Regions from separate parts of the Homo sapiens genome. Here regions 1 and 3 are each linked to region 2. A link is a contact called in ENCODE Hi-C data. All regions are on one chromosome and are shown on one strand. Each heading gives the region's core, a stretch centred on a gene start or an enhancer-like site at or near the end of the contact. The rest is flanking DNA. Distances are from core to core; before and after follow the strand shown.

What was found. A loop is a pair of places that touch in the nucleus more often than their neighbours do. Pooled maps may share reads with other maps.
Region 1: a loop to region 2 is called in a map with no recorded cell type, with 8 times the contacts of the local background. The contact joins the promoter of TCERG1L here to the promoter of EBF3 in region 2. A Hi-C loop is called at or near these places in 2 of 37 single-sample maps with no recorded cell type and 7 of 50 pooled maps.
Region 3: a pooled map shows a loop between it and region 2 (2.2-fold over the local background). The contact joins the enhancer-like site here to the promoter of EBF3 in region 2. A Hi-C loop is called at or near these places in 1 of 168 maps with a recorded cell type or tissue (heart left ventricle) and 11 of 50 pooled maps.

What each region holds. Positions count from the first base shown.
Region 1 is chr10:131,308,995-131,312,995 of GRCh38, forward strand. It overlaps TCERG1L (transcription elongation regulator 1 like), which reads right to left and starts at 2,727. Exons shown (of 12, transcript NM_174937.4): 1 at 2,300-2,727; 2 at 159-305. The coding sequence starts at 2,641. It overlaps LOC101927461 (a long non-coding RNA gene), which reads left to right and starts at 2,862. Exons shown (of 3, transcript XR_242763.6): 1 at 2,862-3,280.
Region 2 is chr10:129,962,320-129,965,772 of GRCh38, forward strand. EBF3 (EBF transcription factor 3) reads right to left here and starts at 1,955. Exons shown (of 17, transcript NM_001375380.1): 1 at 1,316-1,955; 2 at 1,048-1,204; 3 at 623-686. The coding sequence starts at 1,449. RefSeq lists an enhancer at 2,082-3,053.
Region 3 is chr10:128,850,299-128,853,776 of GRCh38, forward strand. No RefSeq gene overlaps it. Among named protein-coding and RNA genes, the nearest start is that of LINC02667, 61 kb to the right of the region's middle. Within about 2 kb of position 1,578, at least 2 of the 41 ENCODE cell types and tissues checked have a DNase peak (open chromatin) inside an H3K27ac peak, as active enhancers do.

The DNA.
Region 1 (4,001 bases), core at 1,477-3,976, 1.3 Mb after region 2:
TTGAACAAATCAATCTAATCCTGAAATGATTTATTTCTATACCTAGATGGCCAATTTATGGCAACAAGAAAATACATGGGTATTTTTGTTGTTATGTCGATGTTCGACAACTTAATCATTAAAAGCCCCTTATCCAATTAAATCACTTGCGTTTTTACCTTACAGTTAGGAATCCTTTTGTCTATCCAACTTTTCCCAATAGGGGTTGCAAGAGCAGAAGGGCAGAGATGTGGGAAGACGGGCACCAGCTCCACTGTGGAAGAGGGGGGCAGTCCTAGGGACGGAGAATGGCCACCAAACAGCCACTGCAAGCCAAGCAAGAAAAGACAGCTGCATTAGCCTGAATCCATCCACTCGACTTCATGCCAAAACATGCTGGAATAACTGCTTTGAAAAGGGAATTTCAAAATGTATGTATTTGATTATCAGATAAATTTCCTCGAGAAAAACTATAAGTATGTACCAATCAAAGAAAAAATTATAGAAGTTTTCATATCTGAATCATCACAAAGCATTACCAACATTGCATTCTTCAATACTGAAAAAGAACTTCTAAGCACAAAACCACAAGCACGCAGTAAGAAATGGGTTTCTGCTCTGAGATAATGAGAAATCACCATGAAGAAGAGAAATGCTGGGTATTCCTTTTCTAATTCTTAAATTATTTTTATAGGCAGGCTTAGGGCTATATTTTATAATATTCCTTTCAGCATTGCATTTTGTATTAATTACTTTTGTCGTTTTACAAATAACTAATACTTTCAAAATGAAAATATCTAGGAAGTTAAGATTCCAAGTTTCACCAATACAAGGTTCACCAATACAAATAGATTCTATGGCAAAAAAAAAAAAAAAAAAAAAAAAACTAAGCATCTTCTAAGTTGAAGATCTCAATACACAGAATAAAACATCAGTCATGGAAAGGGGCTGGTAATTCAGGGCACCGTCTCTCTAATTAAAATAACTGAGACCTCATAAGGCACTAATAAAATGCATTGCTCAATGACATGGAACGTTTCAGTACCTATTGTTTTAAAATCGTAAAAGCATTTGTGATGTTCCTGTTACATGAAAATGTTCTTCTGGTTGTACATATTCTTACTTTACAGAAGCTGGGTAGCACAAAAATATTTAAAAGATTAATGCTAAGGTTTTTTAAATTTTCTTTTAAATTTATATAAGTGAAAAAATGCAGTTTTTTAAAGCAGAATTTAAAAAATGTAGTTCCTTGACATTATATACCTCTAGTGGCAGCACTCTGATATAACACCCCTCCAAAATACGGCAAAAACTACCAACGTTTCTTGAATAAAATCCAAAATAAACTGCATCACACATAAAAATACAATATCCAGTGCTGCATATGTGATGTATCATTAAGTCTAAAGACCAATTTAGCAGGAGTTTAACAACATCTTTTAGAAAAGCTCACAAGATAATATTGGAATTAAATTAATCAAATGGTGTATTCTAACATAACACCCGTTTGAATATGCTAATGAGGTCAATCCTTGGAATAAAATGCACGCTATTCCCTGATTTAAATGCATCTGCATAGTTAGCTGACAATGAATCTTGCCCAAACCAGCCCGCCTAGCTCTGCTGCACCATTTATCAAAGGTTCAGTCACTTTTTCTTTTTAATCCCATGTCTTAAAAGCCAAACTCTAGTTCTAAAGTGCAGTGTGGCATTAGCGAATGTGGTGGACTCCGGCAGGCCTGGGGCAGGGGAATCTCCGGTAACATCCCTCAGTACCGAAGGCAGGATTTCCCGGCCACTTCCGTCGGTTGGAATTCTCTTAAGCATTGCCCTGAGTCTATTTTCAAATGAAAGGGGGAAAAACCCAAACCAGATTAGAATCTGAAACAGCTGAAACAGCTATCGATTTCCAGCTTGCTTTCAAGTCTGGCAGAGACTGTGAAAGTCCTAACTTCTCCGCGATGTCAGCCACGGCCCGCGGCGGTCACGGAGCCACTTCAGCACCTCGCGATGGACAGTGACCCCCGGCGTGGCGCGAGTTCCCTGCGGTCCCCACGCGGGCCTGGGCGGCGGGTCCCTCCACGGCTCCGTCCAGACACCCGGAGGCACCTGCCAAAGCTGCGGAGGTGGACGACCGGGCGTCCAAGCACGAACTTTCTCGCCGAGGCACGGCTGCCGGGCTCCGTCCTGAGGGTTTGGGGCGGCGAGGACCGCCGGGGAGGAGGGCGCGCGAGCCGGAGGCCAGAGCCGGGCCGGGCAGGGCGCGCCCAGGAGCAGGGGAGACGGCGACCCGGGCCGAGGCGGGACGGGGACACGTTACCTGCCCGTGGAGCGCGGGGAAGGGGTGCGCGGCGGCGGCGGCGGCGGAGTCTGGCGCAGAGGGCAGCGGCAGCAGCGGGAGCACCGGCTCGCTCGGGGCCGGCCAGCCGGGGAGACCGGGGAGCAGCGGGGCCGCGGGCGGCGGGGCCGAGGCGAGCAGCACCGGGGGAACCACGACCCCCGCGCTGAGCCGGAGCAGCCCGGCCGAGCCCGGCACCATCCAGACCCAGGGCGGCGGCGGCGGCGGCTCTGCGTCCATCGGCCAGAGGAGAGGCTGCCGCCGCCGGGGCTGCTGCTGCTGCAGCTGCCGCCGCCGCCGCTGGAACCTGGCGCCCGCCTGCATCCTACATCCCCGCGCTGACGGCGGCGGCGGGGGCGGCGGGCGCCCGAGATGCTGGGCCGGCGGCGGCGCGGCTCCGGAGCGAACTCACTTGGCTCCGCGGCGCGGCCGCTCGCTCCGCCCCTGCCCCGCGCGGGAAGCTCCTCCTCCTCCCGCCCGCGCCGCCGCCGCCCCCGGACCCGGCCCCCGCCCCGGTCCCCGCCCGCCCGCGCCCCTCCCCGCCGGACCCCGCCCCGCCCTCGCGCTCCCCGGCCCTGGCCGGGGTCTCCTCCCCGCTGCGCCCCTGGACCCGGGCGGCCGCGGAGGACGTGGGTGGGAGAGGGCCGAGGGCGCGCCCGGCTGGGCTCCCGCCGATGCCGGCCCCCTGGTGGCCTCTGGCCCTCTGGGACCCAGCGCACCGCGAGGGAGGCTCCGGGCTCCGCACTCAAGGGCAAGCGGAAGCCGAGGTGGCGGCGCCGGAGCCAGGCATGTCCCGCTGCCCAGCGCGGGGCTGAGGGCGCAGACGGGGACCGCGCGAGCCGCTCTCTACCTGGCCTCCTCGGAGTCCAGGGCGCGGAGGGTACTGGGCTGCGGATCCGGCGCAGGCGGCCCCGGACGCTGCTAGGCGCGGGCGGATTTCTGTTGCACAAATGGGCCAAACAGGTTCGTAAGGCCCCCGCGGGTCCCCTGGCCCGGAAGTTGAGCCGCGGGTGCCTGGTCTGAAGTTCCGCGCCCCACAGTGGCCCGCGGGCCTCGGCGGCTCCTGCCCTACGCCCTCCAAGGCACCAGGCAGGTGGCCCCAGGGCCTTTGCCCACGACACCCCCTGGGTGGGGCAGGACCACCCCTCTGTGAATTCGTCCTGGATGCCCCCAGGCACAGTCTGTACTCCTCCCTCCCCCAGCACACGCGGCCTCTGACGCTGCACGCCGAGCTTCCTGGGACCCAGGACGAACCGGGCTCCAAGGACCCTCGCTCCGCCCGGACCACACGCAGGCAGCGCCGGCCGAGCCGAGCCTGGGTCCGCACTGGCCACGCGCAGCCACCGCCAGACGGCGCTAGCCCTCCCCCGCTGTAGACCCTGCTTCGGAGGCCGCCAGCCTCCTCCCCATCCCGGGTCCACAGCTTCAGTGCAGCCCCTGGCGACGCGCGCTGACAGCTGGGCAGAGACTTCCGTGCGCTGTAAACCCCTTAGGTCGCTAAACCCAGGAAACCCAAGCACAGCTAATGCCAGCGCGAGACCAGTGTTGTTAGAGGCATTTGAAGGGTCTTTCTGGATGCAAAAGGCAGCATTATGATCCATGCATTTAAGAACTTGCATGAAAAACCCTCCCTGACCTGGGTGGGAGAGCAGGCACCCACCCACCCAGCGGCACTGACACGCCT
Region 2 (3,453 bases), core at 705-3,204:
CTGCCACGGTGATGCAGCAGAACTTAGGCAATCCCTTTGAAAGGGAGAAAGAGAACCCCACCACTTCTCGCTTAATTTTTTTTTTCTTTTCTTAACTAAGAACCTTAAGGCTCTTAGGGCTTGCATTTCAAGGTGCAAGGAACTTGCCTGGTGGAGAGCAGGCCTGGTAGCTGTGTGCGGTGGGCCCATGTGGTCGTTTATTTTTAGAAAAGAAAAAGCACCAAATGGAAACTGAGTGAGAGGCTGAACTCTTTCTAATGTCTCTCGAGGATTTAAAAAAAAAAAACTCGTTCACAGGAAGTAAGTTATGCTCCGTTTATGGAGTTACCCCCATCCTAATAATTAACATTAATTTGCAAAATTGAAAAAAGTCACTTAAAAGTGATGTTCTGCTGGAGCCCGTATCGATCTTTTTCTTACTTTCTACTTCAAGCCCCACCGGTTAATCATGTGAAGTGCCATCGACTTATTGATCGTTTATGTTTTGTTTTCCTTCTATGCCATGAGAAGATTTCGTGTTTACATCCATGTCATTTTAATCTCAAATCTTTATGTCCTTTCACCAGCGCAGAAAAGGAGAGCCAGCCGCTGCAGGGGCGGCGAGCACGCAGCAGGCACTTACCGTTGCTGTACAATAACTGGAGTTTATAGTGGATGCCGTTGTTGGTTTTCTCGTTGTTTGGCTCCTGAAAGTAACGATAAATAATTGCATTTAGTGCGATCGGTGTCAGGCGCGGCCACCACGCTCGGTCCCCCTCCGCGACCGAGGCTCTCGGCCTCACACATGGCAGGATTCCTAGCTCGAAGCAGCGCGGTGATGTCACTTTCCTGCTGGAAGCCCAGCGTTCTCCTCGCCCCGAGTAAGTCCGAGGGCGCAGAGAAGTTGCCCAGCCCTCGGCGGTCCCGGGCGGCCGCACGTGGCGGCGGCGGGGTGGCCTGGCGGAGCCGAGCCCGCCGCCTAGGGGGGCACTCGAACCCCCGCGCACCGGCACCGCCTGCCTCCCGCTTCTAGAAAGAGAGAGGGTGTGATCGTGTGTTTGCACTTACTTTCTCTTTCTCCACAAAGTCCACAAAAGCGGTCCTTTCAATCTCCACCGGCTGCCCCTGCCTATCGTAGAGCGCCAGCACGAAGTGGAAGAAATTGGATTTCCGGAGGTTGGAAGGCGGCTGCTTCTCGAAGTGCGCCCGCGCCAGCCCCACGCCGCTGCGGGAGGAAAGAGACAGCGGCCCGGTGAGGAGCGCGGCGCCGGCCGGCGGAGGGGGCCGGGCCGGGCCGGGGCCGGGGCCAGGGCGCGCGGGGGCGGCCGGTACGTACCTCTGGGCGGCCGTGTTGGCGTCCACCACGCCCGCCGTGTGCATCCACGAGCGCACCGGGTTCATGCCGCTGCCCAGCGGCTCCTCCTTCATGGTCGTCCCCCCGCGCGGAATATTCTCCTGAATCCCAAACATGAAAACTGCTGGCGGCGGCCGCAGCTCCCGGCCGAAAGCGTTTCCTCGAGCAGCGGCGCTCGGGGCTTGGCGGCAGGCGGCTGCCCTGGCCGCCCTCGCCCTGCTCGGCGCCTGCGGTCCGGCCCCGCCGCCGGCTTCAGCCCGTCCCGGGCAGGCGCGACATACACCAGCGGCCGGGCGCTCCGGACGGCCAGGGGCGCGGAGGCGGCTCCACCGGCGGCGGCGGCGCTTCGAAGGAGCAGGACGCGGTGGCCGCGGCGGCGCTTGTTGTTGTTGTTGTTTGCAGGCGCGCTCAACGTGGTGTCATCCTAGCCAGGCGGCGTCCGCGGCTGCAGGACACTGCGGGATCGCCCGCTTCTGGCGCGGCCCGCCTGCTCCAAAGACAAATAAACGGGGCAGTGAGTGCTGCGGCGCAGTCCCGGGCGCAGGCGGGGCGCGGCGGGGCCTGGAGCGGCGCGCGCAGCGGACGGAGGCGCACAAAACTCAGCCCTCTCTCCCCGAGGAATGGACCCTTTCCCGGGAGCCAAAACTCGAAGCCCCCGGGAGCGGCGCTGTCAGAGGGTGACGTCGGGGGGCGGTGCCTGCGCCATATATGGGAGCGGCCGCCCCTCGCCGCGCCCCTCGCCGCCGCCGCCGCCGCGCTCGCCGACTGACTGCCTGACGGCGCCGCGAGCCGGCCCGAGCCCCGCGAGCCCCGCGAGCCCCGCCGCCGCCGAGCGCCACCGAGCGCCGCCGCCGCCCCCCGCCACGCACCGCGGCTCCTCGCGTCCAGCCGCGGCCAAGGAAGTTACTACTCGCCCAAATAAATCTTGAAAAGAAACAAACGCAGCCACTGCACAATTGCAGTTTGGCCCCTTAATACCTCCCTGCAAAACCTGCCACACAGTCGAACACGATGGGCGGGGCGGGGGGCTGTAAAATGCTGAGGCGCCCCAAGTTGCCCAGATGCATGCAATAAATGCAAGGGGCTGCAGCTTGTCCTGGGGCCGCCCGAAGGAGAAGTGGGAAGAGGCAGGTCGACCGCAGGGAGGGCGCCGGAGGGAGGAGCGGGCAACGGACTGGGAGGAGGGGTGCCCAGGGCTCCCCGGCCAAGGCTGGACGCGCAGCTCAGCCTGATTTCTAAGCAGACCTAAGGCTGCTGCAGGGCCGGCCGGTCCCGGTCTGAGCCCCGCCAGGTACCCCAAGCTTCCTACCCCGGCGGAGGCCGCCGAGTGCCGGGCAGGGAATCACGTCGGAGGCAGGGTCTGCCAGATGCTCCCTCTCCCCCGGTGGCCGCGGCAGACCCCGGCCCCTGGCCTGTTCTTACGCACAGCGAGTGACAAAGAAGGCTCCGGTCTCTCCGGGCCGACGGGAAGCGCGCCCGGCCTCTCCGGCGACCCGGAGCCGGGTGTCTGGCTGCGCGACCTGCGCGGTGGCCAGACCGCCCTGGAGCCAACTGCTCCAAAAACCAAGCGGACGCCGCGGGCGCTGTGGCCCGGCCCTCGGAGCCGCCGGACCCGGGTGAGCGCGCGGCGCGCGGCTTCCCGACCTGGTTTCTAGGAATCGGGAGGGCAGCCGGGCGCGGGCAGACTGTGGGCCCCGCGGCCCAGCTCCTGTAGCCGGGACTCCGCGCCCAGGAGCGCGGCCCGCCCAAAGGACGTCTGCGCGACACGGAGCAGAGACCCAGGGGACGACCAGGAACTGTCCTAGGCACTTCCCTGCCAAGAGAAATCAGGCCCTTTTGATTAAAAGAAAAAAAAAAAAAAGATTGCAGGGCGCAAGTGTGTTGCAGGGCAGCCTCCTCCCGCCGGGTCTGGGGCAGCACTCCCTTTTCCCGTGAATTGGCAGCGTGTGTACGTTAATATTTTAATTAATCGGGAAAGTCGAAGTCCGATTCACGTTGTCTGGGGACCCCCACGCCTCTTGGAAGGAGTGAGAAAAAAGATGTGTTGGAAAGAGATCTATTTTGCTGGTGTTGGGGGTTAATGACTATTGCCAAAGATAAGTGAATTATCAAAGCTGTTG
Region 3 (3,478 bases), core at 328-2,827, 1.1 Mb before region 2:
ACCTCATTACTGTCCAGGAGCCTCATAGGTTTTACTGGAGGGTTCTCCTGGTAGAAAGGGAGTCTCACGGACACACTTGATTTTGCCATTCCTCCTCCAGCCTTTACTGTATCTGCTGCTCTCAAACCTTGGGGCAGAAAAGAAAATGGAAACCAGAACTTTAAGCTTCAATTGGAAGGAGGGTGAGAAAAGCAAAGAGAAAGAAAGAGAAGGATTGGAATCCAAATATCAACAAATTTGCCTTCCAAGCAAACCCATCTTATTTCCACCCACCCCAGTCATTTTTATTCACTCTAATCCCACTGGTAATTAATTCCTTTTCAGCAATAGTGGTAGATTTATTTGATTTAAATTTAATACAGATAATCCAACATTTTCCAGCTGATATAAAAAAACTTGTAGGCAAAACTCATAAAAGTCACCACAGGAATGAGCAGAATTTTCTTCATTCTGCCGAGCAGCCCAGTACAGAAGATACTCTTTGGGTCTGGAATGGGACTCCTCTCGCAGTCTGGGCTCCTGGTCAACCGCTCTGTGCCTCCATCTCCTCCACTGGGAATCTCGGGTCATGGGCTGTGGAGACCACAGAAGCCAGTGCATGAAAGGCCGTGTAAGGCTGTTCCATACATGCTGGAGGGTGGCCTCCCATTGGAGTAACGGAGCAGAGAAAAGGTGGCAGTTGGCGTTGACAGATAGCTGTGTTCCAGCGACACTGGGTTATGAAGAGGAGAGATGTTCTGCTAACCAACCCTTCCACCTGTTACAAACTCAGATGAATTTCTGAGAACACAAGAGCCAAGTCAGGTAAACAGTGTGGCCAGCCCCCAAGATGGAGAGAGGCCTACGGAAGTTTTAGAGACAATCCAGCCATTGATTTATTTTTCTGTGCATATGATACTGCAGAGATTCTAGAATTCTCCTCTCCTCCTCTGCCATTCTAACACCAACATTTCTGCCCCTCCACCCCACCATCTTCCTTGCACAGAATTCCCAGAGCTGCAGACCTGAATTCACCTGTGCATGGTCTTGACTGCTGTCCTTGCTGTTTGCAGAGAGTGTCATCTGCCAGCTACCACAGCACCCCAAGAAAGTGAAGGCAGAAAGACCAATGCCAGGGGGACAGGAGTGGTGAGGGGGGGAGTGGGAGCATCCAGAACTCATCTCCTAAAAACAACTTCCCTCTTGTGAACTGCAGGTCTTAGTTGGCAGGGAGAAGCCCTCAGCCCAGCTGTGGACACCAGAAAGGATCTTCGGGATGATTGGAAGGCAGCCTCCAGACATGAGCCTACCTGCACCCCCTAAAGAGACAGGAAGGGAGGGCAGATGTGAGAGGCGTGGCTCAGAGACAGTTTTCTGGATGACATCTTGGTCTAGTATTTTGGGGGTGACTTGCTGCTTAAAATAGGGGCCGTTGCTCCGATCATGGATCTTACTGAGATGAATGAGACCCCCTCATTTCTGAAGGGAGAAAGGCATTTTGATCCAGTTGCTGAAGCTTGGCTCACATGCTAAATTCACAGCATGGTCCCTGTGACAAGAAGCACATTCTTCTGGCACACATTTATTCCTGGCTTTTAATTCATTGCAGCTCCTCAGCCACACCTGATTGTTTTTCTTCGGGGAGCTGGACACAGAGTACCTTGTGTTTCCTGTGCCTGTACCTCGCATCCCAGCAGCCGTGGCAGTGCCAAAGCGATCGTGTGCATAACAGTGTTAATAAAAATCCACTCCAGAAATGGAATGGGGTTTCCAGAGGCCCACGGCAACCAAACAGAGCCCCAAGTCCCTTTTTTAAAAACTGCAATGCCTCCTCCTTCCCCCGAAATGTTTATTTTATCTGTTTTTTAGACATAAAAAGGCAAACAATGCTGTAATTATCTTTAGAAAAATGGGAAGTAGCAAGAGCCTGAGAGAATGAATCATGCGTCTGTTTTCTCTTTTTCCTTCCATAACTGTTTCTTTTGGAAGATACCTGAATTGTGGTTATTAATTTATCTTTATGTGATTTCCAGCTGCTGATCACGTGTTAAACCAGATATGAAGGGGAAAAAAGAGGTGCCTGGGGACCAGGGCTTTTCTCAAAGTGAAAAGCAGGTTTTTACAATCCCCAGCCCTAGTACCCACGTCCCTTGGCAATACACTGCCATTTCTCCTAGGCGCCTAACCCAACAAGACACGAAGGGTAGTCAGCTGGAAAATGGAATTTGTCCATACATGGGGAGACAAGCCTGGGAAGTGGATTGCCATGGGGTCAGCTGTGAAGCCGATGGTGGAGGAGCAGAAGCCATCGCCAGAGGACCCTGGTGGGAGCCACTCCCTGGGATGCCGCACTCCGCTTGAGGCTGAGGACCACAGGAAGCCGAATGTGATGTGAAATCATTAGAGCCCCTTAAGTACTTTAATCAGGAAGGGCAGGTGACCTTAGGGTGACACAGCGAGAGCCTCCGTCTGGGGACACAGGACCACACTTCGCATCTCGCTCCCACCTCCCATGGTTGCTGCCTGGGAAAATCTCTTGACAAAATCAAATTGCAGAGTCTTTCATGATTGGGAATCATGATGATGACCTCACTCATGGGGTAAATGAGCAGGTGTGTGGATGTCCTCTCTGCAACATCCACTGTCGCCAGAGGTCATCTCCGCAGCTTCAGGGAAAAGTAGGCTGAGATCAGCCACCCTCTAGAGGTCAAGGTCAGATGCATTTGGGAAACCTTTCAAGGAAAGATGTCTGGATTTGGAGGTGGGCCTGTAGCAAGGAAGGAGGTGCACCCCCCCGGGAAGAGCTTGAGTCCAGGCACGAACACAGGAAGGACATTCGTGGGGCAGGGAGTCAGGACAGACCAGCATCCAGTCCAGGAGCAAGAACTGGTGGCTGGAAATGCCTGAGGGGCCAACTTAGAACACAGGGAAGGGACTCTCTCCAGGAAAGGACGCCAGGTGTGGGAATGCTAACTCCTCTTGGCAGGTGGCAGGCTGCTAAGGAGCTGCTGGCTCATCACCCTTTGAAGTTAAGTTGAATACAGTGTATCACTTATCAGGAGGGTAGTAAAGGAAATGGGTCATCTTGGTTTGCACTACTTGATACCATCAAACTTCCAAGTTTAATATGGCATGAAAAAGCAAGGAACCATTGAGTGAAGCCCTTGCCCTCTGGGACCAACTTTCCCCTGCCTTTCAGGGTAGAAGTTAGCATCCTGGGGGCCCTATAGGCACAAGGCTCTCTGGCTGCTGGGTCCACCTGGAACTGCACCTCAGGGATGCCAGTGGATGGTGTAGGAGTGGATGATGTGCGTTTCCGAGTGACTTCCGCTCTTCCTTTTTGTCCGCCAGCTGCACATACAGTCTTAGTGTCTAGCATTCATGCTGTAGTTCCCTCTGTAAACACAACACACCAACCACCCACCTAGCAACCTTGGAAGGTCACCCAGAAAGCCACGTACTTGGGCAGTGTTGGCAGTGAGGAGCCAGGGCTACGGTC